2 separate regions of the Mus musculus genome follow, and region 1 is linked to region 2. Evidence: chromatin loops called from intact Hi-C (ENCODE). Cell type or tissue: heart. All regions are shown on one strand. Each heading gives the region's core, and the rest is flanking DNA. Links, peaks and the distances in the headings are about the cores only. Region 1 holds the start of Gulp1 (GULP, engulfment adaptor PTB domain containing 1). Region 2 has its middle 11 kb from the start of Mettl21e.

The links. Hi-C counts contacts between places; a loop is a spot of excess contacts. Peaks named below come from ENCODE experiments on the same cell type or tissue, not always from the same donor. Only the 100,000 strongest peaks of a DNase experiment are listed, where the experiment ranks them.
Region 1: a loop joins it to region 2, with 3 times the contacts of the local background. A loop is called at or near these places in 6 of 42 quality-filtered maps.

The regions. Positions count from the first base shown.
Region 1 is chr1:44,543,842-44,559,255 of GRCm38, forward strand. Gulp1 (GULP, engulfment adaptor PTB domain containing 1) reads left to right here and starts at 7,830. Exons shown (of 11, transcript NM_028450.3): 1 at 7,830-8,031. It overlaps Gm39635 (a long non-coding RNA gene), which reads right to left and starts at 7,616. Exons shown (of 3, transcript XR_865406.1): 1 at 7,539-7,616; 2 at 6,468-6,869. In heart, for the core only: CTCF peaks have their summits at 7,777 and 8,694; DNase peaks (open chromatin) are centred at 6,600, 7,820 and 8,730; H3K4me3 peaks cover 2,828 bases; H3K27ac peaks cover 3,267 bases.
Region 2 is chr1:44,221,794-44,237,207 of GRCm38, forward strand. No RefSeq gene overlaps it. Among named protein-coding and RNA genes, the nearest start is that of Mettl21e, 11 kb to the left of the region's middle. In heart, for the core only: a CTCF peak has its summit at 7,446 (motif pointing right); no DNase peak of the experiment used is centred there.

The DNA.
Region 1 (15,414 bases), core at 2,748-10,747, 320 kb after region 2:
AACCATCATCTCTCTCATCCCTGCTCAATAGCTGCTATTTGAAGTCCTTACTTCACTGAAGGTAGAGGAATTAATGATAGAGCTTCCCTGTAAATTTGATTGCCACCACTTCTTTCTGGTTCTTAATAGGAGGCAAGTATGATTCCTTAAGGAGAGAATGTTTTATATGTAAACTAAACTTCAAAGGTGATTGTCTACAGAGGAAAAAATTTCTTCCTTACAAAATAATTACAATTTAAAAATGTAAAACTTATGAAAAAAAATAGAAAAGATGCCACTAGAACACTAGAGTAATAATTACTACAGGAGCAATCTGCCAATATATGTTAAGATTATTGGGGGAAAGTTTAAGGAGTAATAAAATACTTCATATTTTAAAGTGTGTCCCCCAATTATTAATTCCAAAGGTAAAATATTAATTTTACAGTGGAGAAAACTGGCAGGCACTACCTTGGATCTTGGCATGACCCATATGAATTCTCATCATGCACTTCTATTTTTTATGCAACAAGGACACTCAAGTTTTATGGTATTTCTTCCCCAAACTCACAACTCAGTATAACTATGAAAAAACTGAAGACAAAGTAGACTTGAGAGTTCATGTAAAAACATTTAACAATTTATTTTTAGGTCACAAACTGATCCTTCCTGCAGTCAGTTTACGTAAAGGATTTGTGTGGTAGTGAAATTGATTCAGGCAGCTGACTGAACAATGGTTTCTGCAGTCACATCCTCTGTAAACCATCCCGTTTCCATCAAGCTGATAGCACTTATCTCTCTGTAGTCTCAGATTGCTGCCTATCGAGACTGTTGACTGAGAACCAACAAGACAGGGCCCTGTTCTCACAATCTTTGCACAGATTGCCTTTTACAGAAAAGCCAGAGAATTATTTTAACAGAGAAATGGAAAAGTACCCGTGAGTGAAGGTTTTAGTTGTGATTGGAGTCAAAGTCACATTTGCATTATAAAGTGTGATAGAATTTTCCTAAATCACATAGTGTCAATCTGAAGCATGTAAGCAAGGCATATTGCTTTGCTCTACTTTTCTTTCAGAGCCTTTATTGTGATATAGAAAATTATGAAATTAGTATTCTAGAAAAAAATGCCAGACCCTAATTTTCAAATAAACTTTTACTTTGTCAAAAACTCCTTTAGTCTATTAATATTGTAATCTTTTGATAAAAATTCTATCAATAAATGAATCTATTGTTGGGTATATTCTTGCATTTAGAGTGTGGTAGCAATACCATCACTGGAAAGAGAGGCCCATTGGACACGCAAACTTTATATGCCCCAGTACAGGGGAACACTATGGCCAAAAAGGGGGAGTGGGTGGGTAGGGGAGTGGGGGTGGGTGGGTATGGGGGACTTTTGGTATAGCATTGGAAATGTAAATGAGCTAAATACCTAATAAAAAATGGAAAAAAAAAACTGTAGTTTCTCACAGAGATACTGCTTAGAGCAAACTTTCTAACCCTGCAATCACTGTGGCAAGAATGCACTTTGTGGACACCAATCCCAGGCATAAAGCATGAATTTTCTGATGCAGGATCTGGTGGTTTTATTTCTCAAAAAATCATTCCAGTGTAGATTGCTCATAAACTGAACTGAATCAAAAAGGTGATTGTGTATCCAAACCTGTGCTTTTTCTCATCTCTCCCATTGTACAAGTGGTGTGTGTTCTTGTAGTACTCAACAAAGGTGCTGATGTCATAGGTGGGAGGCAAAGGTACAAGATGGATGGCTGCAGAAGTCAGGTTTGCTCAAAATGGAAAGGCATCCTTTTCTACAATAGAAAGAAGAATTAAATAATGAAATGTTTCAAGTGTTACATAAGATTACTAATTAACAGAAAAGTGTGAAGTGGTGAAAGGTAGAAAAGGAAAAGATATGATTAAAAAAAAAGACTGATTCCAAAGATCAACTGAAAATTTAGTCTAGAAAGAATATGATAGAACTTTGAATGAGAGAAGAAATAATAGAAGAGAACTTAATAAAATGATGTTATGTGATTAAAGGCTGTGGTAATTTTTGGTTGTCTGAATACTGTAGTAGTTAAATGAAAAAGCACTCTGACATCTTGTGTCATGCTTTCATGAAAACTGGTTTCTTTTAAGCAAGCCCTGTAAATGCTTGACTAGGAGCCGAGACTGAGTTTGTAGCTAGACAAGCTGTGCCATTCTTCAGGATCACAGACCTCACTAGCTTGACTAAAGAGAAAACTTGGCCGTTTTTCCTTCTGGGAAAAGAGCATTTTAATGTTCTATCCTCAATATTATTTGACCAGGACTGGGGCTGAATTCTAAAATCACTAGATAATGAGTAAATCATTCATTTAGTATGTGGTGTTGAATACGTAGTCACCATTTTGTGGGGGCAACTGATAAAACTTTATACGTAACAACAAAACAACATGGAAAGATGAAAAGGTGTGTGTGTGTGTGTGTGTGTGTGTGTGTGTGTGTGTGTGTAATTACTTTTGGTGAAATTCTTTATGAACATAGCCAAAAAGGATAGACAAGTGATCATAGAACACTGCATTTCACTGCTAATATTTATTGGAGTATCTCAGAGACCCCAGCAAAGCCTTGGGAGTGCAGACGAAGGGCTGACAATGAGCATTCCTGATGGTAAGAACATAGATGTGATTTACTTCTTCTTTTGCATGTGACCCTATTAATATTTTCATAAAAAATGTTTCATCTTTCATCAGGAAGACCAAAATAAATTACTTCTTTTAGAAAGTGGGTTAACCCAGGCTGGCCTCGAACTCCAGATCCTCCTGCCTCTGCCTCCTTCAGCAAATCCTACCGGCCTGCACCACCAGAGCTGGCAAGAAGTGGGAGTGGGTGGGTAGGGGAGCAGGGCAGGGGGAGGGTACAGGGAACTTTTGGGATAGCATTTGAAATGTAAATAAATAAAATATCTAATAAAAAAGTAAAAAAAAAAAGTGGGTTAACGTGGCAGATAAATGCCTGTTAACTCTGGAGTCAGACTGTCCCTAGGAATCAAAAGGATATTTGGCCATTGCTATCTTTAAGATAGGTTTCTTGTTTCAGTTGAGAATGAGTCTGAGACTTTAATTCCACCATGGTGTTTATTTCCTTTCAGAAAGAATTATGTTACTTTATAGAATGCATTTTCAGGAATGTAGTGCTAAATAATTAGCTATATTTTGTTTTGTTTTATTGTAAAAGGGCATTTGTTAATTCAAAATAACAGGCAATTTTCAACTTAATGTTCTCTTTTGCTTCTTTCCTCCTTCCTTCCTTTGTCCCTCCCTCCCTCCTTTCCTTCTTAGACAGGATCTCCATGTATCTCAGGATGAATCTCCATGTACCTCAGGCTGGCTGCAAACTTATTGCATTAGATATTTTTTCTCATTATTTTTACAAAATACTTAACAAAAGCAACTCAAAGAAAGAGTTTCTTTTACTCCCATTTTGAGACTACAGTCACTCGTGGAAGTGAAGACGCGGAGGCTGCAGCAGCATGACAAGTAGGATGATCAAGTCGCATCCTTAGTCAGGAAACTGATGGACTAACTAGCTGGTGCTCAGCTTCTTTTCTCTCTGTTTCCCTTTGTATGGAATCAGGCGCTCCTGGAAGGGTGTGAGTTTGGAGAAGATCTTCAACCTCAGTTAAGTCTGCTTAGAAATGTCCTCACAGACAAACCCAGAAGTTTGGTTTCTAGATGGTTGTAAATCCTGTCAAAGTGTAATTGTCAGGAATTACCTTGCTGAAACTACAGGGGTGTGGCATCACCTCCAGGAGCAACAAAAGTCAGTCAGTTTTATTCTTACTCAAACAAGAGGAACTGCAAATTGGCCTGAGCAGGAACATTACTTTTTTTTTTAATATTTTTTATTATTATGTATTTTCCTCAATTACATTTAGAATGCTATCCCAAAAGTCCCCCATACCCTCCCCCCCCACTTACTTTTAAAATTAATAGAAGGCTGCTCATTTTTATGAGCATATTTTATATTTTATATATTTTATCTTTATCCAGCATGATAAATAGTAAGTATTTTCAAATGTAACTTTGAGGAAATTCAATGTGCACTGTCTAGTGGTTATACCCTGACAGTTTTCCATAACCTTTTCCCCTTGGCGTCTTCCTTCTCATAAGTCTGATTTTAAATTTTGTTCGGTTTTGGTTTAGTGCTGATAAAAACCTTGGTTCTAACATCCTTGGGATCTTTATACCTCCAAGCCATTTCCTAAAGAAGTTCAGTTTGAAAGTTAGACAATGAACATAACTTACACAAGAGCTAATTTAGAGACTTTAAGTTTTCTGAGAAACTACAAAAGCATACACTGATGCGCATTATGTGCAATGTCTGGAAAGAGGCAGCTGCGGAGACTCGTGTGTTTTCAAGTATCCATCCAACACTGAATATACTTTGTAGTAATAATTTGTTTTCTGTGTAGTAACTTTGACCTGTCATAGATAGGGAACACAGATCTAAATAAAGAACGAACTCAGATCTTCAGGAAATGGTTTTAATCAGGCAATGAGGACAAGGCTGCAAAGGAGACTCTTACTGAGAGGGGAACACCGGGTTGTAGCTCCGAGAACCCAGGCCTTAGCTCTCCAAAGGCAGACCAGTTTCACCATGGAGTTTAGTGAGAAAGGGGTTAAAAGTCCTTTTAAAAGCTAGTAGAGGCAAATGAACAGCTAAAAGAACATGCTCTCCAGTAGTTTGTAGACTGGAGTTTATAATGTTCATCTCTGTAATCAGATACTTTCTTTTGGTCCTATATTTAAGAAGAGTTGTTAATTGAAAAAGATCTGCTGTTTCTTAATCTAGTATATTCTTGGGAGTCTAGTATTCTATGCTAGACTAGACTCTATGGAGTCTAGTATTCTAGTATTCTAGAATCTTTTACAACTGCATTAAAATACCCAGTATTTACAGGTATTCTTAGGTGATAGCTATACTGATAAAATCATTATGCAAATGGCATTGCTTAATTACCCATAATTATTCATGAATTATTTACGATTATTTACAGAAAAAACTACTATACTTGTTTTCAAGTGTTTTTGTTGTAATTTCCTTCCTTCCTTCCTTCCTTCCTTTCTTTCTTTTTTTTTTTTTTTTTTTTTTTTTTTTTTTTTTTTTTTTTTTTTTTTTTTTTTAGGGTTCTGTGTATCCCAAGCTTTCCTTTAACAAGTTATATGCCTAAGATAATGGTAAACTTCCTATTTCTATCTCCTGAGTGCTGGGTTCACTTGTGTGTGTCACCACATCTATTTTTATGGTGCACATTAGACAAGGAGCCAATAAAATGAGCTACATACTCATCCTCTCTGTTATAGTAATTTCAATGTATGCTTATTTATTTTGATAAAGGGGAAAGCAAGCAAGGAAAAAAGAAAGAAAGAAAGAAAGAAAGAAAGAAAGAAAGAAAGAAAGAAAGAAAAGAAACCCACGAGCCAAATTCACGCGATCTAAACGTGGAGTCAGGAAATCACCTAACATCTCTGACCTTCCTTTACCTTAGGTTCCAAACAAAGGAGTTTGCTTAGACTACATGATCTCCACATTGTTTCTGTTGGAAATACTGAGAGGTTGGGTCTTTTTAATGCAACAAGTATCCGAAAAGGCTCACTCACTTATAAAATGTTTGGAGAGGAATTTCCACTAGCATATCCTGTCTCTTCAAATTACAGCAAAATATGATGGAATGTTTAAGAACCTTTTTTTTTTTTCTGTCTTCTTTCTCTAAAACTCGTCTATTTTAACCCCTGTACACTTGACTGCCATAAACTATAAATAACACCTAAGTCTTTTCTCCTATTGTAATTGGATAGGTAACAAGAGTGTCCTGGAAAAGAGAAAGAGTAAGAAAGGGGTCTGAAATGGATTTCGGTCCCTCTGCTGCCTCTGCCCTGGCTTGGACTACATCATGTTCCAAAGCACATCGATATTTACGCATGTTAGCCGTGTAAACCGCTTTATATCTTTCCCCTTTATTTTTACATCCGAACTAAAATTGGGACAGCTAAATTTTAAGGATTATCTTCCCAGAAAGGTTCTCAGCGGTCCTCTCACGCTCCAAGATTCTCTCTTATGAGGATGTGTTCTTCTTCTTTTCCCAGTCAGAAGTTTACCAGGCTCATTTAAGAATAGTTTGCTGTGGCTGGGTGTGGTGGCGCATGCCTTTAATCCCAGCACTTGGGAGACAGAGAGAGGCGAATTTCTGAGTTCAAGTTCGAGGCCAGCCTGGTCTACAGAAAAAAAGGAATGGTTTGCTGTTTTCCTCTCAACTCCACACCATTTCTGTTCTGAATTCTGAGGTAAGCACAGAAAGATTGCTAATAAGTAGAATGTGGCTGTCGAGAAAGTTGTCCTATTATTTTGGAGGGAGGGTGTTGGAGTAGGGGGATGTAGGGTTGTGGGTCCCAAGTCCACTCCACTACAGGGCACCGGCGCTTGGGAATCTTGACAGGACTTACCCCACACTGTCCCTGGGTGGGTGTTGGGCTGCAGGGAAGCCACGGGACTCTGCTCCGGGGGTGGGGAAGCACAGCCTGAGGTGCAGGACAGCCAGAGCTGGCTTGGAGCTCCCCAGGCCTGTGATAAGACCTGGTCTTCTGGTTCTCAGGCTCTTGGACATCCAGGTGCGGCTGGAAGCTGAGGAAGAGCTGAAAGCAGAGTGGGGGCCCGAGGGTTGGATCTAGCCCAGGGCCAGGGTGGGGGAAAGAAGGGAGGAGCTCTGGCTGGTCTCAGGGGAGAGTCCTTGGCTTGAGTTTAGCTTGGGCTTGGGTCCTGGCTGGGAGCACAGAGAGGCCTTCTATGGAAGATTACACAGTGGCTCTGTAGACAAAGGTCATCTCCGTGTCTCCCTGCGGCAGATCCTGAAGAAAAGAGGCAGTCCTTGGTTTTAAGGCATTTATTGTCATGGCAGAAAGTGGATGTGTAAAACCATACCCCCCTTCTCAGGGTGGGCCTGAGATTAAATACCTTTTACAGGGAGAGTACCTCATTAAAATAGAGATTAGATTTGAGCCTATGTGACCACAGGTCATATCCTCTACCTGTGGAGGGGCTTGGGGAGTTGCGCTTATGTAACTGATGACCACAAATCTATGGAGGATGGAGGTGGGGCTACAGCTAGTGACAGAGGCCTGGTGTCCAGGAGCAGGCAAAAACTCCTACTGTCCCTTCATGGTCTCCTGGGCATTTAGCCTTAGCTCAACCAGGGACCAGCTACCTTTCACCGCCCCACGGGGGGGAGGGGTAACGTGCAAAGATTCAGACAGAGTTTAAAAGAGAAAGAAAGAAAGAAAGAAAGAAAGAAAGAAAGAAAGGAAGGAAGAAAGAAAGAAAGAAAGAAGAGAAGAGAAGAGAAGAGAAGAGAAGAGAAGAGAAGAGAAGAGAAGAGAAGAAAAGAAAAAAGAAAAGAAAAAGTCTAGTCCCTGCAGCTGCGTTTCACGAGGCTGTGGAGAGCCCTCCTCACTTATATTTATGCCCTTTCTGTGTCACTTTCTTTTTTGTTAAACCTCAGAGGTGTTTTAAATTCTTACCAAACAGCATCTGTGGGAGGAGGTTTAAAAGGAAACCTGGAGCTGTGGAAGTGGGGCGGGGCCGGTGTTTTCTCTCCGTCTGAAATAAGAATGGACAGCTTCTTCTGGAAACCGGTTTCTTTCTGTCTTACTCCCTAACCTCTCCAGGTCTGCCTTTAAAAGCAGGACAGTTCTGCATTACTGCAGAAAACCCCACCAGCGTCCCTAGTGCGCACACAGAGCCGGAGTTTTCTTCTGGCCGAGAGGGGGAGCCCGGCGATCCTAGCCCTCAGCAACCGGGAGTCCCGACCCAGCCCCTGCCGTCGCCAGCACCAGTTTGGGCTTCAGCGGATTAGAAGGAGGGAGAGGACCAGAGCCCTAGGGTCCGGAGCCCAGTGCCTTTCGAACCTGCACAAAGTTTTCCTGTGGGATACGAACACGCGATCGTGGGCCACGGTTCCCGGAGCTCCTGTGCCTGCCCCAGCCCTGCGACCGCATCCCTCTACAAGCCAGGGTAGGAAGCGGGAGCGTCTCTGGTCCGGCCAGCTATGGCCAGGTGGCGCGGAACCAGGAACAGACCCCGAGAGGAAAGCGCAGTTAGCAGGAGGGTGAGGAGGGCACCGGGCTGCGACCGCTTATAGGTTGCGCAGATTCCGACCCCGAGGGCACAGGGAGTCTGTGGGCACTGAAAGAGGGACCTGTTGCTGCAGGCGGGGGCAGTGAGGGAGGAAGATGGGGCCACCCAGGGACGCCAGCCCTGTGCCTTCCCGCCGCATCCTCCCCTCGACCCAAGGAGGAACTTCTGGGCGAGGTGGGGGCTAGCAGGCGTCGGGAGCAAGCGGTGGGGGGACGCTGGACCATCCCGCCCGCTGCGGGTGCATGGAACAGAGGCTGCTCAGCAAAAGGAGGCATCGCTGGGTCAACTAGGCGACCCGAGAGCCAACTTCCTCCAGCTTGGTCTCGCTTTGTTTGGGTCGCTGTAAAAATGTGGGCAGCGGCAGGGGAGGCGGCAAGGAGCTTGTGACTGGGCCGCAGATACTTTAAAGCCCTACGTGGGTAGGGCCCCCACTCTCGGGCGGTGTCCATGCGGCTGCCCTTTGGCTAGGCCGGTCAGATCCCCGCTTCTGCGGGCGTTATGTTAGTGGGACTCAGCTTGCCAAGCTTGCTTGCTCTGGTCCACCTCCTGGTGGTGGCCCAACTGGCTCTCTATCCTGGGGCTGCTGGGCTGATTTCCCTGTTTGCAGGAGGGAACTCTGGGCAGTCTAGTTTTCTTGGAATGTGTTTACAATGTAGAATGGGACTTGAACAGGAAGCTGAACGCTGCAGCTAGAAATAGCGTGCCAAGGTAGAGTGAGGGAGATACAGCTGCTGTTGGGGAAACTCTCAAGTGTGGGCTGGCAGTCAAGGAACACCCCTACCTCACCCCGACACACACACACACACACACACACACACGCACACGCACACACACACACACAGCGTCTTAGTTTTTCTTGATGGAGCTTGTCTTTGTTAATAGACATTTACGTGCGATATTTCAGTCTGTTTGACAACATAATATCAATTAGGAAGATTTAATAACTGTGTATTCTGTCTGCTTTTAAAAATGCTGCACCAACATTTAAGAATGAAAACTTTCTAGACTCTGTCAATTCTATTAATTCTAGGGCTTGCAGAGGCCAGGATACCTATGATTTTATGTAGTCCATATGGCTGAACAGGTCGTAAAAGAGTACGAATTAGAAAACAGAGTAAACGATGAGAGGTGGAAAATCCTGAAAGGAATTGGATTTTTTTTTTCAGTTTTGCAAATTGCCTGGTTGCTCTGCCAGCCTTTCCCTCCTTCTTCCTCATAATCAAATAGCTAGAAATTGCTAGAAAACCCACCGAATGGGAGAGTTTGGACGCTGGTGTCTGCAAGCTTTTCTAGAAACAACGGTGAGACTAAGGTACTGCTTCACTGCATAATTAAACTCTCCTTGAGCTGTCCAGGAGCATTTCCCAAGTTTTTAAGACTGACAAGAAAAGAATGGAAGAATCTGGCAGGCAGCCAAACTAGACTGAACTCAGTAGGCAGGCCTGAAAGAGACTCGGGAAGTTGCAGGGCATAATTTGAATGGCTTGGTGGTGGTACTGGGGCTTAAATAGGGGGGTTCTTTTAAAATGAAAACTTTAAATGACTAAGAGTCTTTGGGGAAAAAAATAAAAACAAAAACAATTGACTAAGCATAGAATGCAGTTGAATATCAAGGAGAGTTAAGAAGGCCCAAAGGGAAGTGTGGTCCTTTCCACCCTTGCTCTGAAATAGCAACAGTTTGCGTGTGCTTACCCTGTTACTCGGTCTTCTCCAGATGCACCTTGTTAGCTGCCACTTCAGTCCTTCAGGCCTTGACCTTTCTTCTTTGTTTTCATGGCCAGTAAGAATGAAAGACCAGCACTGAGCAGATGGTTTTCCACCTAAATTGATTAATTCAATTAATTTCAGATAGCTTGGATTTGGGATCATAGAATTAAAGGGGAAAATTCATCTAGTATGTCTTTCTTGTATTACAGAAGAGCCCCCATAATAAACAAATCTTCCTCCTTTCCCTGAAGCAGGATAAATCAGGGTGCAAACTTACTGCTCCTTTCTCAATTCCAGGCAATCTAGAAACCCTGAGCCTTATCTGAAATTCAGACCCTTTTCTTTATTATCTTTGCTTCTATTTAATCTGTCCCTCAATTTGTTCCTTAGTGAGGTGGATGAGGTAGGCATGGGAGGTAAAGGGTAAAAAGCAAATGTGGTTTGTATTCCTTCTGAATGTTGGAGTTTGAGGTTGTAAATGTCACTCTTCTCTCTGAGGTTGACTTTATGAATCACCCTGTGCAAAGTGTCTTTCTTTACCATGACTTTAGTTTTTCCACTTGCAAAATAAACTTTCCTCTACACATTCCCAAGGTCACTAAAGGGATCAAGTGATGTGAAAAGCTTTTTTTTAAAGGTCATGACTTTTCTCACTGAGTCTATGAGAATAAAATTGAGTTGTTTATATCTGTTATACGTGCACAATAATATTTCTGTAAACTTATTTTTTACCTTTTATTCATAGCTATAGTATGACTGCATTGATATTATTGCTACTCCTCCCTTTCTGATTTAACATCTCCTGTCCTTTTCCCACAATTTGTCAAGTTAATCTCTTCATATATCACACACACACACACACACACACACACACACACACACACACAACTAAGAAAAACCTTACTACTTTCACTTACTGTTACTGGTATGTTTAGGATGACCACTTGGGATAAAGTAACTTGTGTCAAGGATCCAGTCCCGGGAGGAAACTCTTCTCTCAAAGCCACTGATTGACTGTAGCTCTTCGTGGAGGGATGGGACCTTGTGAAAGATGCACATTCACATTGTCATATCAGCTAGTATTGTCATTACGTTGATCTTGTTAGGTGACTGTGTTGTTGACGTTTCATGAGTGAGGTTTTTCCATCATGTCTGAGTTCTCTGTCTGGCAGTAGCTGTCCTTGTCCTTCCTCTTCTAACAGAGTTTTCCCTGAGCTTTAGGCGTATGAATTATGCTGTAGATGTATTTGGGTCTGGATTACTCATGCCATTTAGTCTCAGCACTTTGAACAACTTAATCTGTTGGAAAAAAACAAAACCCTCTTGGATGAGGCATGAGGGTTGCTCTTATCAAAGGGGCAAGTGTGAGAGCCAGAGTCAGGAGCCAGGGCTCGGAGTGCACAGTGTCTCAAGCCTAGGAGGGTGCCATGTCTCAGGCCTAGGAGTGTTCAATATCTCTGGCCTAGGAGTGTGAAGTGACTCAGGTCCAAGAGTGTGCAATATCTCAGGACTAGAAGTATGAAAAGTCTTAGGCCAGCTTGGTTTTCAGATTTTCATTGCTGAGCATGTTGAGTGAGATTTTGTTATAATAAAGGCTGAGTCATTTTGTTAAGCAGAAGAGAATAATTCATTGCTATTTGTTTATCTTTATATTAAAAAACAGTTAATTTTGAAGCATAGCTTATATTTTTCTTTATGAAACGTTAACAAGCATGTTTGCAAAATTGTGCTTATTTAGTTGTTTATCAATGTTTGCACATTCATTTTTTTGGTGCTTTTGAGGTAGTACCTCATTCTGTATCCCGGAATACCTGGTAACTCACTATTCATGTATCCAAGGCTGGTATACACTGGAAAAGAGGCAATCCACCAGCCTCATTCCATCTTTTGAGTTCAGGAATTCCAGGCATGAGCCTCCTTGCTAGCCCGCCTTTCTTAGAAGCAACATTTGAGAAACTAAAATACATTTGTAGTGTAGAAACTAACTGGTGATAAGCACAACAATTTCCATATGGATTCTATGCTAGATTTTGGAGCCACTGATGGGTTGACTCCTTTAGTATTTGTTATGTGCTGAATATGAGCCTTGTTTCTCTGTCAAGATTTTAGCACTGAACTCAGCTTTGTTTGTTTATCTGTATGTGTTAATTCATTTGTTGTCTGTATGAACATCTATAACTTGTGAACTTGTTAGTTGGTGAGTTGGTGATATGTGATACTTGTGAAATATTTAATTTTTAGTTTAGCTAATAGATACTATGTCAACAGTAAAACATATTACCTGTTTTTAGGTTCCTTGTGTTATTCATAAGAACAGGACAATTTAAAAAAGAAAACAGAATAAACATGATAAGTGTCTTAAAGACAGAAGCTCTGTAGAATGTTTACTAATAGTCTTTGTTATTAGATTTCACATTATCACAAATAATGGATGTATCAAAAGCAAGTATATATAGACTAAAGTGGTCTAAATTGTTGATATAGTAGTCAGAATATCCATACATTTAGTTTAACTACCAAGTGAATATTTAAGGATATATTGTGTTAATATTAATATAAAATGTCTACTTTTTTCTTTTAAAATCTTTTTCCCCTCTGTAGAATGGAAATGATGTCTTTTTGATGTAAGTTTTACTTAGCAGACTTATTTGTTTGCGATTCTAGTTGCAATATTGTGTGTTGTCTTCTAAAACCTCTAAAGGATAGAAAAAGTTATTACTTTGAACATAATTATGAATTCACGATAGTTACAGAAACGAATTGCATGGATTCTGTGAGCCCTGGTCCCTAAATATATGAAAGGCTGGTGGATCTAGACGTGTTTGCATTAATGCATTTATAGATCAGGAAGTTTATGTTTGTTCCCATGGGATACTAAATATATTCAAATTGGAAGAAGAAAAATGACATAAACTTTTTACATATCAATTGCTCTGCTTCCAAGCAGCAGAGATATTAAATTGAATCATACCTTTATTTTCAAAGAGAATAATCGCACATTATTCTTCGTAAGTAAGCCTCTCTGCTTTCACAGTGCTATTTGCTAATTTTGTGTTTGTTTTGTGCTTAGGAAATGGTTTTATCCACTCTTGTGATGCTAACCATGCATGATTTTTGACTTTTAAATAACACAGTTAGTTCACATATTGTGTAGGAGAATAAATGCTGGTTTTCTGTTTTCATTGAGGTGGTATATTTGTGGTAATTTTGAAATTGTTTTAAAAGGTCCAATGTTCTATGCTTAGAATAATTTAGGAAGAGTGCTTCATCTCACATAATATGAGTAAGTGATGAACTCAGGTCGCAAATGGATCTCCAGTGTTCTGTACTATGTTGCAAAGATAAAAAAAAAGTTTAAGAGCTTAAGTAACCTTATATTTATTTTCTAGTGTTTACCTAAGAAAACACATGAGTATAACAATACTAGTCTTTCTTTTACCTTTTTGTTGGGTGATAACATTACATCAACATACTTGTGTATATACCATCTAATGCCTTCTGACAAAAGGGATTTAGACTAGATCACATAAGCTTCCATTTCTTAGGTGCCTACACTGCCTCCTGTGTGTGCATTTCTAATTATGAGATATGTATGTTCTTGAATGTTTCTGTATTTGTGCTGGATATGTCTTTCTGTAGGAGTAAAGAAACTTCAGTTAATTTTGTTTTCTCAACTGAGAATTGAACCTCTAGGTCTTTTGAATCCTCAGTAAGCACTTTATAGTTGGGGTATACTCCCACACATAATGCATGCATATATGCATATACATATTCATATTGAGACAAAGGCTGACTATGAAGCCATAGTTGGATTCCCATCCAACTATGTGGACCAAAAGCTGGCCTTAAACATACAGAGATCTGCCTGTCTCTGCCGTCTGAGTGCTAGGATGAAAGGCCTGCAGCACCACACCCAGCACTAATTGGAATTTCTAACAGTATTTATTTATTTAATTCCTGTGTATTTATGTGCCTATATGACTCTATGTGTACAACTTGTGTGCAGTTGCACAAGAGGGTGTTAGATGGCCTGAAACTTGAGTTTCAGGCAGTTACGACCAGGGGACTGAACTCATATTCTCGACAAGAGCAGGAAATGTTCCTAAATACTGACCCTTCTTTATACTTTATAGCTTCTGAATTTAGAGAGAGAGGAGACTGTTAGGCAAGTAGAATTCACTTTATGGATTATTATTTTCTCATTTTCTCAGATGGTGACGTGGAAATTTTTTCTAAGCTCTTCAAGTTAGAAATGAAGTAGCCAAATGTAAGAAAGCAACTTCTTTTTTAGAGGGCAGGTACCACTGATAAATTTAAAAGGTACTATGAAATAATAACTGCTTATAAATGCCATATATTATTGTAGTAATGAATATTAAAAGTCGGGTTTTCACCCTCTTTAGACCATTTATGTTCTGGGATGAAAGAGACACATGGTTCTTGTATTGTAAAATATGACTTAGGCAGTAAAATACCTGGGCAACTGTCTACCCTTCATGCTGTTAGAATCTTAACCCAAGTTATTTCTTACTATATTTCATCTGGGCTGCTCTTAGGGCCACATTGTTATGGTTCAGCTAACCCATGGTGGCTCTCCTTTCTCCTCTCCTGTACATCCTATCCTATGGCAGCTTTCTCTCTCTCTCTCTCTCTCTCTCTCTCTCTCTCTCTCTCTCTCTCTCTCTCTCTCTCTCTGTGTCTTTATCTGTCTCTCTAGCCCAGGAAACCTAAATCCACCTATGTCTCTTCTTCCCAGCAATTGGCTGTCAGCTTCTTTATTCATCAATCAGAATTAACTTGGGGCCAGGGTCTTGGGGCTACATTCAGACTCCAGGTTTTGGGGGCCCACACTTAACATTATAATAGACAGTAAAAGACAAAACCTCAACATACTATATATTATTTTTAGTAATGTTTTATGAATATATATATATATAATGTTGAAATATGTTAAAGCTGATAAGTTTCCTGAAACTTTGTCTGCGATTACCCAAAAATTTTAGATGTAGTAACAAAGTTTTATTAGATTTAACAAACAAAATTAAGATTGACATGAGCTGTGGTGTATTATAGATGTACAGTACTTTTGAGGCCAGTCTGAGCTATCTAGCAAAATCTGTTTCAGTAGAACAAAACATAACAAAACATTAAACAATAACATGGAAAGAGAAAGGAAAATATCAGCAACATTGAACAGTTTAGTTTCTTTGCAGCAACAAAAACTCATTTAAGAACTTGACTAGTCCACTACCTGAACTGTTAAGAATTTTCATAGTTGATGGAATTTGAAAATATAATCCTGAGTGAGGTAACTCAGTCACAAAAGAACACACATGGTATGTACTCACTGATAAGTGAATATTAGACCAAACATTCGGAATACCAAAGATTCAATTCACAGACCATATGAAGCCTAAGAAGAAGGAAGGCCTAAATATGGATGGTTCAGTGCTTCTTAAAAGGGTGAACAAAATACGTAAAGGAGGAAATATGGAGACAAAGTGTGGAGCAGAGACTAAAGGAAAGGCCATTCAGAGACTGCTCCACCTGGAG
Region 2 (15,414 bases), core at 2,905-10,904:
GTGGGGCAGTCTCTGGAAGGCCTGTCCTTCAGTCTCAGCTCCACTCTTTGTCCCTGTATTTCCTTTAGACAGGAGCAATTCTGGGTTAAAATGTTTGAGATAGGTCGGTGGCCCCAACCCTCAACTGAGGGCAGTACCTAACCTCTGGATATAGTCTCTACAGGTTGTCTCTCCCTTTTGTTGGGTAGTTCAGCTAATGTCATCCCCATTGGGTCCTGGGAGCCTCTTGCTTTCCTGGCTTCTAGGAATTTCTGGCGACCCCCAGTTGTCCATCCCTGACTACTACAAACCTCTGTTCAATTTTCTGATCCTCTGTATATATCTCCCCTGTCTCCTCCAACACCTGATCCTGTCCCCCTTTTTGACCCCTCCCCCTCCTCTCTCTCTCCCAAGGCCCCCCTCCCTCTACCTCTCTGATTATTTTGTTTTCCTTCCAAGTAGGACTGAAACATCCAAGCATTGGTTTCCCTTCTTCTTGAGCTTCATATAGTATGAGGGTTGTATTGTATTCTGAGATTTTTTTCCCCTAATATCCACTTGTCAGTGAGTATATATCATTTGTGTTCTTTTGTGACTGGGTTAGCTCACTCAGAATGATATTTTCTTTTTTTAAATATATTTTTTATTAGATATTTTCTTTATTTACATTTCAAATGTTATCCCCTTTCCTAGTTCCCCCTCTGAAAACCCCCTATCCCCTCCCACCTCCCCTGCTCACCAACCCACCCACTCCTGCTTCCTGGCCCTGGCATTCCCCTGTACAGGGGCATAGAACATTCACAGCACCAAGAGCCTCTACTCCCATTGATGACCAACTAGGCTATCCTCTGCTACATATGCAGCTAAAGTCATGAGTCCCACCATGTGTTTTCTTTGATTGGTGGTTTAGTTCCAGGGAGCTCTGGGGGTACTGGTTAGTTCATATTGTAGTTCCCCCTATGAGGCTGCAAACCCCTTCAGTTCCTTGGGTACTTTCTCCAGCTCCTTCATTAGGGACCGTGTGCTCCATGAAATGGATGACTGTGAGCATCCACTTCTGTATTTGCCAGGCACTGGCAGAGCCTCACAGGAGACAGCTATATCAGGCTATTGTCAGCAAGCTCTTGTTGGCATCTATAATAGTGTCTGGGATTGGTGGTTGTTTATGGGATGGATCCCTAGGTGGGGCAGTCTCTGGATGGTCATTCCTTCAGTCTCTGCTGCGAATTTTGTCTCTGTAACTCTGCAACATGGGTATTTTGTTCCCTCTTCTAAGAAGGATAGAAGTATCCACACTTTGGTCTTCCTTCTTCTTGAGTTTAATGGGTGTTGTAAATTGAATCTTGGATATTCTGAGCTTCTGGACTAGTATCCACTTATCAGTGAGTGCATACCATGTGTGTTCATTTGTGATTGGGTTACCTCACTTAGGATGATATCCTCCAGATGCACCCATTTGTCTAAGAATTTCATAAATTCATTGTTTTCAATAGCTACATAGGGATATCTCCCTGTACAGGTGGACCAATTTGCATTCTTCTACATGTTGACCACCAGTTGAACTATCACCATTTGGTGAAAATGCTGTCTTTTTTTTCCCACTGGATGGTTTTAGCTCCCTTGTCAAAGATCAAGTGACCATAGGTGTGTGGGTTCATTTCTGGGTCTTCAATTCTATTCCATTGATCTTCCTGCCCGTCACTATATCAATACCATGCAGTTAATAATAATCACTATTGCTCTGTAGTACAGCTTGAGGTCAGGGATGCTGATTCCCTCAGAAGTTCTTTTATTGTTGAGAATAATTTTTGCTTTCCTGTTTTTTTTTTGTTATTGCAAATGAATTTGAGATTTGCTCTCTCTAACTCTATGTATAATTGAGTTGGAATTTTGATGGGGATTGCATTGAATCTGTAGATTGCTTTTGGTAAGGTGACCATTTTTACTATCTTAATCTTGCCAGTCCATGAGCATGGGAGATCTTTCCATCTTCTGAGATCTTCTTTGATTTCTTTCTTCAGAGACTTGAAGTTCTTTTTTTTTAAACTCTTTTATTATTAGATATTTTCTTTATTTACATTTCAAATGCTATCCCCAAAGCCCCCTCTACCCTCCCCCTGCCCTGCTCCCCAATTCACTCACTCCCGCTTCCTGGCCCTTGCATTCCCCTGTATGGGGGCATATGATCTTCGCAAGACCAAGGGCCTCTCTTCCCATCGATGGCCGACTAGACCATCCTCTGCTACATATGCAACTGGAGACACAGCGCTGGAGGGTACTGGTTAGTTCATATTGTTGTTCAAATCTTGTCAGGCAAATCTTTCATTTGTTTGGTTTGAGTCAAACCAAGATACTTCATATTGTTTGTGTGTATTGTGAAGGGTGTCATTTCCCTAATTTTTTTCTCGGCCTGTTTATCCTTTGAGTATAAGAAGGCTACTGATTTGTTTGAGTTAATTTTATATCGTACCACTTTGCTGAAGCTGTTTATCAGGTTTAGGGGGTTTCTGGTGAAGTTTTTGGGGTCACTTAAGTATACGATCATATCATCTGCAAATAGTGATATTTTGACTTCTTCCTTTCCAATTTGTATCCATTTCATCTCCTTTTGTTGTGTAATTGCTCTGGCTAGGACTTCAAGTACTATATTGAATAGGTAGGGAGAAAGTGGGCAGCCTTTTCTAGTCCCTGATTTTAGTGGGATTGCTTCCACCTTCTCTCCATTTAGATTTATGTTGGCTTCTGGTTTGCTGTATATTGCTTTTACTATATTTAGGTATGGGCCATAAATTCCTGAACTTTCCAAGACCTTTAAATTGAAGGAATGTTAAATTTGTCAAATGCTTTTTCAGCGTCTAATGAAGTGATCATGTGATTTTTTTCTTTTAGTTTGTTTATGTAGTGGATTATATTGATGGATTTCTATATATTGATCCAATCCTGCATCCCTGGAATGAAACCTGCCTGATTGTGTTGAATGATTGTTTTGATGTTTTCTTGGATTTGCTTTGGGAGAATTTTATTGAGTATTTTTGCATCGATATTCATAAAGGAAATTGGTCTGAAGTTCTCTTTCCTTTTTGCGTCTTTGTGTAGTTTTGGTATCAGCATAACTGTGGCTTCATAGAACAAATTGGGTAGTGTTCCTTCTGTTTCTATTTTGTGGAGTAGTTTGAGGAGTATTGGTATTATATCTTCTTTGAAGGTCTGATAGAACTCTGTCTGCACTAAACCCATCTTGTCCTGGGATTTTTTTTTTTTTAATTTCTTTAGGGCTTATGGGACTGTTTAGATGACTTATCTGATCCTGATTTAACTTTGGTATGGTTGTTCCTAGGTTGTAAAAACCCCAAAGAGACCACCAGGAATCACAACCTGCTGCAATCACATGAGGGTCTTTATTCAAGCTCGAGCTTGGATCACCAACCTTCCTGATGGAAGAGGATAGAGAGTGGAACCCCTAGGTCTAAGTGATGGAGGTTTATAAAGGAAAAAACCACAAGCAGGGTTTCTAAGCCTTGGCATTACATGAAAGAGTAAAGGAATGCCCTCCTTCAAACCTGGTAACATTTGTTCAGACAGAGGGGCGAAGCCATGCAGTAAAAAGGGACCTTTCTGACCTGGGAAAAGTCAGTTTTGCTATCAGATGCTGGTGTATTTTTACAACTGGCCACAGCTGTCTGGGAACACTTAATTGTCTCTTTTTCATAGTCTAAGAGTGAGCTATTATCATTTCACGGCATTTTTATTAATTTGGACACTCTGTGCCCTCTGGTTAGTCTGGCTAAGCGTTTATCTATCTTATTGATTTTCTCAAAGAAACAGCTCCTTGTTTTGTTGATTCTTTGTATAGTTCTTTTTGTTTCTACTTGGTTGATATCAGCCCTGAGTTTGAATATTTCCTGTTGTCTACTCCTCTTGAGTGTATTTGCTTCTTTTTCTCCTAGAGCTTTCAGGTGTACTATTAAGCTGCTAGTGTATGCTCTCTCCAGTTTCTTGTTGGAGGCACTCAGAGCTATGAGTTTTCCTCTGAGCACTGCTTTCATTGAGTCCCATAAGTTTGGGTATATTGTGCCTTCATTTTCATTAAATTCTGATGTCTTTAATTTCTCTCTTTATTTCTTCCTTGACCAAGTTATCATTGAGTAGGGCGTTGTTCAGCTTTCATGTGCATGTGGACTTTCTGTTGTTTTTGTTTCTATTGAAGACCAGCCTTAGTCCATTGTGATATGATAGGATGCATGAGATTATTTTAATCTTCTTGTATCTATTGAGGCCTGTTTTGTGACCAATTCTATAGTCAGTTTTGAAGAAGGTACCATGAGGTGCTGAGAAGAAGGTATATTCTTTTGTTTGAGGATGAAATGTTCTATAGATATCTGTTAAATCCATTTGGTCCATCACTTCTGTTAGTTTCACTATGTCTTTGTTTAGTTTGTGTTTCCATGATTTGTCCATTGATAAGAGTGGGGTGTTGAAGTCTCCCACTATTATTGTGTGTGATGCAATGTGTGCTTTGAGCTCTAGTAAAGTTTCTTTTATGAATGTGGGTGTCCTTGCATTTGGAGCATAAATGTTCAGAATTGAGCGTTCATCATGGTAGATGTTTCCTTTGACCAATATGAAGTGTGCTTCCTTATCTTTTTTGATAAATTTTGGTTGAAAGTTGATTTTATTAGATATTAGAATGGCTACTCCTGCTTATTTCTTGGGACCATTTCCTTGGAAAATTGATTTTAAGTCCTTTACTCTGAGGTAGTGTTTGTCTTTCACACTGAGGTGCAATTCCTGTATGCAGCAAAATGTTGGGTCCTGTTTATGCATCCAGTCTGTTAGTCTATGTCTTTTTATTGGAGAATGGAGTCCATTAATGGTAAGAGATATAAAGCAGTAGTGATTGTTGCTTCCTGTTATTTTTTGATGTTATTTTTATGTTTGTGTGACTTTTTTTGAGTTTTTAAGAAGAAGTTTACTTTCTTGCTTTTTCTAGGCTGTAGTTTCCTTCCTTGTGTTGGCATTTTCCATTTATTATCCTGTGCAGAGCTGGATTTGTGGAAAGATTGTGTAAATTTGGTTTTGTCATGGAATATTTTCCTTTCTCCATCTATGGCAATTGTGAGTTTTGCTGGGTATACTAGCCTGTGCTTGCAATGTTGTTCTCTTAGAGTCTGTATGACATCTGCCCAGGATGTTGTAGCTTTCATAGTCTCTGATGAACAATCTGGTGTAATTCTCATAGGTCCGTCTTTATATGTTACTTGACATTTTCCCCTTAATGCTTTTAATATTCTTTCTTTGTTTTGTGCATTTGGTGTTTTGATTATTATGTGTTGGGAGGAATTTTTTTTTTTCTGATCTAATCTACTTGGAGTTCCGTTGACTTTTTTTTTTTTTTTTTTTTTTTTTTTTAATCTTCATTGGCATTTCTTTCTTTAGGTTAGGGAAGTTTTCTTCTATACTTTAGTTGGAGATATTTACTGGTCTTTTAAGATGGGAATCTTCACTCTCTTCTGTACTTATTATCTTTAGATTTGGTCTTCTCATTGTGTCCTGGATTTCCTGGATGTTTTGAATTAGGAGCTTCTTGCATTTTTAATTTTCTTTGACTGGTGTGTTAATGTTTTCTATGTTATCGTCTGCACCTGAGATTCTCTCTTCTAGCTCTTGTATTCTGTTGGTGTTGCTTGCTCTATGACTCCTGATCTCTTCTAGGCTTTCTATTTCCAGGGTTGTCTCCCTTTGTGATTTCTTTATTGTTTCTATTTTTATTTTTAGATTTTGGATGGTTTTGCTCAATTCCTTCATCTGTTTGGTTGTGTTTTCCTATAATTCTTTAAGGGAGTGTTGCCTTTTTAAGGGCTTCTAGCTGTTTATCTGTATTCTCCTGTATTTCTTTAAGGGCATTATTTATGTCCTTCTTAAAGTCCTCTATCTTCATTAAGAGATGTGATTTTAAATCCAAATCTTGTTTTTCCAGTGTGTTGGGGTGTCTAGGGCTTGCTGTTTTGGGAGAACTGGATTCTGATGATGACAAGTAGCCTTGGTTTCTGTTGCTTATGTTCTTGCCCTTGGCTTTCACCATCTGGTTATCTCAGTTGTTCGATGGTTTTGCTGTCTCAGACTGTGGCTTGTCTCTCCAGCAATCCTGTGTGTCAGTACTCCTGGGAGACCAGTTCTTTCTGGGAGGAATTTGGGTATGGAGACCTGTGGCACAAGGTCAGCTCAGGAGTGCATATGGAAACTGGAAGGGTCCTGTCCCTGGCTATTCCTTGGTTCCTGTGTCCTTATGGCTCTGGACATGTCCCTCTTGGGTCAGGAATTTGAAGAGAAGTGGTGGTCTTACTTGTGCTCACAAGTGTGTCGGCACTCCTGGGAGACCAGCTCTCTCCAGAAGATATTTGGGTATGGAGTGCTGTGGCACAGGATCAGTTCCAGGTGCTGTGGAACAGGATTAGATCCCTCTGCAGACAGAAACTGGAAGGATCCTGTTCCAGGCTGGTCCTTGGTTCCTGTGTCCTGATGGCCAGGAAATATAAGTTTTATCACATGCCTCTAACATGTCAAACTTTGCAGAATAAAGTTGGGCAAGTAAGCATTGCCTTTAAGATCTTTCAATATGATGAACAAGAAGAGTTCCTCTTTTTAAACCTTGCAATTAGCTAGCGTACAGAATGTGACAAGCACTATCAGAGGGACTGGTACTCTTTGTGCCTTTCATTGAGTAAAAAGGAGCTGTCGTGCAGTTGCCATTATATTCAATCAGTCTTTAAACAGTCATTTCATGTACAGATGGCCAGAGAAAGCTTCAACAACTGCCAACTGAAGTCATAAATAGCTTTTCCAGTTGGCATGGTGGCACATACCTTTAACTCCAGCACTAAGGAAGTAAAGGCAGGCAGCTCTCTGAGTTTAAGGTAAGTCTAGTGTACAGAATGAGTTCCTGGATGGCCTCAGCTACACAAAATGTAAAGCAAAGCATAAAAGAAAATTAGCCTTTCCTTTGAGACAAAGTTACCTCCTTCAAATTACTATTTTTAAAAGACACAAACAACCTCAAAACCTCAGCCTTCTTTCAATTCTCACCAGCAGTTCCAGATTCTGAACTAAAATATAACGCCCGGGAGGTTGGTTCCAATCTCTTCCATAAAGTGACATCATAAATAATCACGTTCACTCATTGCTTACACCCTGAAAGGTTTGGAAGTGTTCAAATGACAAATAACTTGCTGATCATTTTTCCCTAAATCTAGTATGACTAAGATAAATTTCACTTTTAAGATTATAACCTAGTCCAGCTAGCCTAGTCCAGACTTTAAGTTATAAGAAAACAGGGAACAATTTTATTATTTATAAAAAGAAAATATAATTAAATGTACTTTAAAAAGTGGGCTTTTATGATTTTGACTAGGGAGGGGAGACTACAGTGCGGAGGACAAGAATCAAGCAGTTTTTAGTATCCCCACCAGATGGCACCATGAAACTGAGTTGGTGATAGAGTTAGTCTGGATGTGAGAGGTACAGCAAATAATTTTCAGGCTTGCCCAGATTTCATTTTTCTCTTGCTGTATTTCTCAAATATTTACCAAGCAGTGTGATTGTCCCAATCCCTCCTTTCTTTCTCTACCTGGTGGTGGCGGTGGGGGTGTGTGTAGTATGCATGCCTATTTTCTTGAATGTGTTTCACCTTGTATTTTGGGAAGGTGTCTCTTATTAAACCTAGAACTTGACATCATGACTAGATTGGCTGGCCAGTGAGCTATAGGACTCACCTATTTCTATCTGCTCAGCACTAGAGTTATAGGCATGCACCATCACTCCTGAGTTGTCTTGGGTGTTGGAGATCCAAGCTCAGGTCCTCATGCTTGTTCAGGAAGGACTTTATTCAGTGATGCATCTCCCCACCCTTATGATGAATCTTAAAATTTAAATTAATATTTTTAACTGGTACATGAAACCATAAATATACTAATCAGATACCATATTAGGTTAGATATTGTATATGTTGTATCACACTCAAATGGGATATGAGGTTAGATGTGTGTGTGTGTGTGTGTGTGTGTGTGCGTGCATGGGGACTGAACCTAGAATCCCAGGCATTAATTATTCCATTCGTTTACATCTCAAATGATATCCACTTTCCAGGTACCCCTCCACCCCCCACCCCAATCCCATGATATCCCACTTCCCGGTTACCCCTCTGCTATTCCCTCATCTCAATCTGCTGTTTCCCCTCACCTTTGCCTGTATGAGGGTGATCTCCCACCCACCCCCATTCTCCCACCTCACTGTTCCAGCATCCTCCTACTCTGGGGCATCAAACCTCCCCGGGACCAAGGGCCTCCCCTCCCTTTGCTGTTGGGCAAGGCCATCATCTGCTACATATGTATCTGGAGCTGTGGATCCCTCCAGGTACGCTCCTTGTTTGGTGGTCTAGACTTTGGGAGAATTGGGTAGTCAGGCCAGCCTATGTTGTTCTTCTAATGGGGTTGCAATCCCCCTCTGCTACTCCAGTCTTTCTGCCAATTCCCCCACCACGTTCCATGAATTCAGTCTGATGGTTGGCTCCAAGCATCTGCATCTGCAATTGGTCAGTTGCTGGCCGGACCTCCCCAGAACTGCCATACTTGGTTCCTGTCCATGAGCACCTCTTGATCATGGCAACAGTGTTGGGTTTGGTGTCTGCAGACATGATCTATCCTCAGATGGGACCATTCCTGGTTGGCCCTTTAGTCTCTGTTCCATTTTTTGTTCCTGTTCTTCTTTTGGACAGGAACATTTCTGGGTTAAAAAACATTGAGATGGGTGGGTGGCCTCATCCCTTGACCAGGTGCTATGCCTATCTTCTGGAGGTGGTCTCCATAGGTTCTATCTCCCCCTTTTCTGTGCATTACAGCTAAAGTCAATCCTGTTGGGTCCTGGGGGCCTCATGTTTCTCTGGTGTCTGGGACCCTGCAGTGGCTATCCCCAGTTCTTCAACCTCCCTGCTACCTATTTTTGCTGGATTTCCTGACCCTCTGTATCCCTCTCATATCTCCTCCAGTTTCTGATACTGCCACCCTTATTTCCTCCTCCTTCTTTCTCCCTCCCTTGTCCTCTTCTCCTTCCACCTCCCACAATCTCCTGTTCTCCCCTCAATGCAGGTCTGAAACACCCACCCCCTGGTCTTCCTTCTTCCTACTCTCCATATGGTCTGTAGGTTGTATCATTCTTCTCCTTCGTTAAATTTTCCAGAGGTACAAAGAGGAACAAGCCAGTAAAATCATTTCTGATTTTCTCAATAAATTGTAGAAAATTTGGTACACCTAGTTACCTACTTCATTTTCAATTACAATTGATGGATCAAGATAATCAAAGGCATTAGCTTCTTTAAGTTTAAAATATAGTTTCCACTATGAACCTTCTATATCCACCAAGCTCTCAGGAGGATCTGGAGTGGTTTCAGTAGTTGAAGGTGCTGGTGAATTAGAAGGCAAATTATTACTCCGACTCCAAATACTTAAAACATTTATCCTATACTTCTGCAACTGTAGAACTACTCCTGGTAACAACTTCTGCATTAGTCAGGGTTCTCTAGAGTCACAGAATGTATGAAATGTCTCTCTATATTGAGGGAATTTATAATGATGACTTACAGTTTTGTAGCCCAACTCCCTAACAATGGTCAGATGCCAATTGGAAGTTCAAGAATCTAGTAGTTGCTAAGTCTCACAAGGCTAGTTGTTTCAGCTGGTCTTCTGTAGAAGTAAATTCCAACAGATATGCTGGTAACTAAATGCAAGCAGGTGAAGAAGAGCAAATCTTCCTTCCTTTTCCTTTGTTTTTTGTTTTATTAGATATTTTCTTTATTTACATTTCAAATGTTATCCCCTTTCCTGGTTTCCCCTCCATAAACCCTCTATTCTTTCCCTTCTTGCCCTGCTCACCAACCCACCCACTCCTGCTTCCTGGCCCTGGAGTTCTCCTATACTGGGGTATAGAGCCTTCACAGGACCAAGGACCTCTCCTCCCATTGATGACCTCTGCTACATAATACAGTTGGAGGCATGAGCTGCACCATGTGTACTCTTTGGGTGGTGGTTTAGTCTCTGGGAGCTCTGGGGGTACTGGCTAGTTATTGGGGACCCTGTGCTCAGTCCAAAGGTTGGCTATGAGCATCCACCTCTGTATTTGTCAGGCACTGGTAGAGCCTCTCAGGAGACAGCTATAACAGGCTTCTGTCAGCAAGCTCTTGTTGGCATCTACAATAGTGTCTGGATTTGGTGACTGTATATGGGATGGATCCCCAGGTGGGACAGTCTCTGAATGGTCATTCCTTCAGTCTCTACCCCACACTTTGTCTCTGTAACTCCTTCCATGGGTATTTTGTTCTCCTTCTAAAAAGGACTGAAGTATCTACACTTTGGTTTTCCTTCTTCTTGTGTTTCATGTGGTTTGTGAATTGTATCTTGGGTATTCTGAGCTTCTGGGCTTATATCCACTTATCAGTGAGTACATACTATGTGTGTAGTTTTGTGATTGGGTTACCTCACTCATGATGATATTTTATAGTTCTATCCATTTGCCTAAGAATTTCATGAATTCACTGTTTTTAATAGCTACATAGTACTCCATTGTGTAAATTTTCTGTATCCATTACTCTGTTGAGGGACATCTGGGTTCTTTCCAGCTTCTGGCTATTATAAATAATAAGGTTGCTATGAACATAATAGAGCATGTATCCTTATTACATGTTGGAACATCTTCTGGGTGTATTCCCAGGAGTGGTATTGCTGGGTCCTCAGGTAGTACTATGTACAGTTTTCTGAGGAACTGCCAAACTGATTTCCAGAGAGGATGTGTCAGCTTGCAATCCCACTAGCAATGGAGGAGTGTTCCTCTTTCTCCACATCCTTGCCAGCATCTGCTGTCACCTGAATTTTTGATCTTAGCCATTTTGACTGGTATGAGGTGGAATCTCAGGGCTGCATTTGATTTGCATTTCCCTGATGACTAAGGATGTTGAACATTTCTTTTGTTTCTTCTCAGCCATTTGGTATTCCTCAGTTGAGAATTTTCTGTTTAGCTCTGTTCCCCATTTTTAAATAGGGTTATTTGGTTCTCTGAAGTCTAACTTCTTGAGTTCTTTGTATATATTGGATATTAGCCCTCTATCGGACATAGAATTGGTAAAGATCTTTCCCCAATCTGTTGGTTGCTGATTTGTCCTATTGACAGTGTCATTTGCATTACAGAAGCTTTGCAATGTTATGAGGTCCCATTTGTCAATTCTTGATTTTAGAGCATAAGCTATTGCTGTTCAGTTCAGGAAAATTTCTTCTGTGTCCATGTGCTCGAGGCTCTTTCCCACTTTCTTTTCTATTAGTATCATTGTATCTCGTTTTATCAGACCAATTTCCCTTATGAATATCGATGCAAAAATACTCAATAAAAATTTCAGAAACCAAATCCAAGAACACATCAAAATGATCATTCATCATGATTAAGTAGGCTTCATCCCAGGGATCCAGGGATGGTTCAACATATGGAAATCCATTAATGTAATCCACATTATAAATAAACTCAAAGAAAAAAACATATGAACATTTCATTAGATGCTGAGAAAGCATTTGACAAAATAAAACACCCCTTCATAATAAAAGTCTTGGAAAGATCAGGAATTCAAGGCCCATACCTAAACATAGTAAAAGCAATAAATAGCAGACCAGAAGCCAACATAAATCTAAATGGAGAGAAGGTGGAAGTAATCCCACTAAAATCAGGGACTAGACAAGGCTGCCCACTTTCTCCCTACCTATTCAGTATAGTACTTGAAGTCTTAGCCAGAGCAATTACACAACAAAAGGAGATCAAAGGGATACAAATTGGAAAGGAAGAGGTCAAAATATCACTATTTGCAGATGATATGATGCTATACTTATGTTACCCCAAGATCCACCAGAGAGCTCCTAAATCTGATAAACAACTTCAGTAAAGTATCTGGATATAAAATTAACTCAAACAAATCAGTGGCCTTCCTCTGCATAAAGAATAAACAGGCTTAGAGAGAAATTAGGGAAACAACACCCGTCACAATAGTCAAAAATAATATAAAACACATAGGTGTGACTCTAACTAAACAAGTCAAAGATCTGTATAACAAGAACTTCAAGTCTCTGAAGAAAGAAATTGAAGAATATCTCAGAAGATGGAAAGATCTCCCATGCTAATGGATTGACAGGATTAATATAGTAAAAATGGCCATCTTGCTGAAAGCAATCTACAGAGTCAATGCAATCCCCATCAAAATTTCAACTTAATTCTTCACAGAGTTAGAAAAAGCAATTTGCAAATTGATCTGGAGTAACAAAACACCTAGGATAGTGAAAACTATCCTCAACAATAAAAGAACTTTTGGTGGAATCACCATCCCTGACCTTAAGTGCTGCAGACCCTTTTGGTTCCTGTCTGTGTAGAACAGGTCTCTGGTTGCAGGTGGACAAGGAGTCAGTGAAGTGAATGGCAGACAGATGCAACACAGGAGATTGTGTAGAATCTGAATGTAATTTGTCAAGTCGAGCATCAAACTTTTTTTTTTCTTTTGGTTTTCAAGACAGGGTTTCTCTGTATAGCCCTGGCTGTCCTGGAACTCACTTTGTAGACCAGGCTGGTCTTGAACTCAGAAATCCACCTGCCTCAGCCTCTTGAGTGCTGGGAAATACAGAAGAATAACAGGAAACTAGGCGAGATACATCCACCAAGTTACAGTGACATAAAACATAAGGAATGTATACATCAAAAGGAGGCAGGGACCAGGCCGCTGCCACTAAGAAGGGAGCCAGGTGTATTGCTAGTCTATTGTTAAACCCACCACCAGGGGTTCTTAGTAAATGCCTGATTTATGCTGTTTCTTTGGGCCTAGTGAAGAAACCTGTCTCAGGGGGATTCCATAAATCTTTCATGGTAAACCCACCTATTCGCTAGGCCATTATGAATTCCCTTATCTGGGTAAGACTAGCTATTGTCCCAAGTAAACACTCTGCAGACTATTTCAGCTCTGTTCTTTGTAATGCCTAATTAGTTTCACTGTCTCTACTAGAAGTAAATTTGAATGTTACTGAATAGATAACCTTCTCACTGAATTCCTACTGAATTCCAAGTTTGTCTGCTTCAAGGATTTTCTAGGATGTTGGAACACTGGCAAAGGCTTAGCTATGTCAGAATTCAATTTTTAAAGGCACTTTTAATAAAATAATACTAAAAGAGAGCATGTGAATCCATACACCAGACTAACACGGGGATAGGTTATGAGTATATGGGTTATGAGAATGCCTGGTTCTAGGAGGTTAAGTTTCCGTGAAACTCTTTGCCTCGTGAGTGCTTCCAGGCCTATCAGCCTGCCAAGCAGACTTCACTGGAGTGTGCGTAGCACTCAAGCTGTACTACAGAGCAAATGTGATAAAGACTGTATGGTCCTGGTGCAGTGACAGACTGGTAGATCAATGGAATAGAATTGAAGACCCAGAAATGAATCCACACACCTATGATCACTTGATCTTTGACAAAGAAGCTAAAACCATTCAGTGGAAAAAGACAGCATTTTCAACAAATGGTGCTGGCTCAACTAGTGGTTAGCATGTAGAAAAATGCAAATAGATCCATTCTTATCTCTTTGTACAAAGTTCAAGTCCAAGGGGAATCTTCCTTTTCCCAATTTCCTTATGTAAGTCTCGAGCAGATGGTGTCTGGGTCTGGGACTTGTTTTGTCCTGGACTGACCTTGAACTCTGAGATATCCTTGCCATAGTCTCCTGGGATTAAAGGCATGTACTACTTTTCCGGGCCTAAGCTTTTCAAAGCCACTATGCTTCAAGATCTCCATGCCAAGATCCAGGTCAGAAACTTGTGAATTCAAGCCTCAAGATCTGGATTACAGGTGAGCCCTCCCATTCTCAGTTGTAGTTCATTCCAGATATAGTCTAATTGACAACCAGGAATGACCATTACTCCCATTCTGGTCTCTGTGGGCTCATAAGCACATTCCTACACATATGAATGTGAATATAAACTAGCACAGTAACAGAAGCAAAACAAAGAAAATGTTTTGTATGGGGCAAAAGGTTTTAGGCAATCCCATAAGCTATAATCAACACCACTTCCCCAATACATTTTAACTTTCTAAGCTCACCAGTTCTTTTCATGCAGAAGTAAGAATATTGTCAAATCTGCTTCTTTCTCTAATTTTATCCTTTTTCTATATTTTCAGATAGAATGTTGTTCTTTATCATGAAATGCAATAGTATTGTGTGCCACACTGTCTTTTTTAATTAATTAACTTTTAATTAATTAATTTTTATTAGATATTTTCTTTATATACATTTCAAATGCTATCCGCTGCATATGAGGCACACTGTATTATTGTCAGTGGCATTAACACAACTTGCAAAGATATTCTTCAAAAATAAGTACTGATGAGAGGTCAAATCTATTCCATATTGGGACTGGCCTGCATGAAGAAGAAGAAGAAGAAGAAGAAGAAGAAGAAGAAGAAGAAGAAGAAGAAGAAGAAGAAGAAGGAGGAGGAGGAGGAGGAGAAGGAGAAATATAAGGCCCGAGAATTGTGCCCAAAGCTGAGCCCAAGCTGCACCCAAGTACCAGAAAGGACCCATGCTTTGTCCTTGGCCAGAATCACTCCCTAGGTACTTCCTAGCAACAGTTAATCAAAAATTAGTTGGAATATTTCAGATGTACTTTCAGACCATTTGTGATTGTATATGGTCTTGTTTCAGAGCACTCAACTGTTGGATTACAATAGTCATTCAATTTGATGGTTGCCAGGATGGATTCCGTTTTTTTATAAAACCTTGTCCAGATGAAAGTGTGGGGCTGCTTCACCAAAACTTCCTGTGGGTTGGCAATGAGTCGGCCCAAACCCAAATTAGTAATAAAGATATCCTAATAGGATTACATTGGAATCAACTCCTTGGTGGTCTTTTGGGATTCACGAATTCTTCACGACACAACATTTGGTGCATTGACCATGATCTCCAAGACCTACCCGAGTTTCAATATTGGTAATGTCTGTTTGAGTCTGTCCATGTGTTTGTGTACAATTATTCCTGTCTGTGTGTCCTTGTGGTGCTGAAATAATTCCATTCTGAATAATTCTGTTCTGATGAGGCTTAAAAATTTGTACTTCATGGCAAGAAATGACTAAAATGGGCGAGGAATACTGCTGCAGCAGATATGATAGAAGGTTGTGGCCACAGGGCTTGGAAGACATTCCATAGTCCCTGGTATTAGTTTCTGGGAATGATGGAGTGAACATGGAACCCTGCTACTGGCCACCTTATTTTATTTTATTTTATTTTATTTTATTTTATTTTATTTTATTTTATTTACTAGCTAGCTTTCACCACCTACTTGTAACAGTCCTTTGTGTGTCCCTTTAAGATATTGT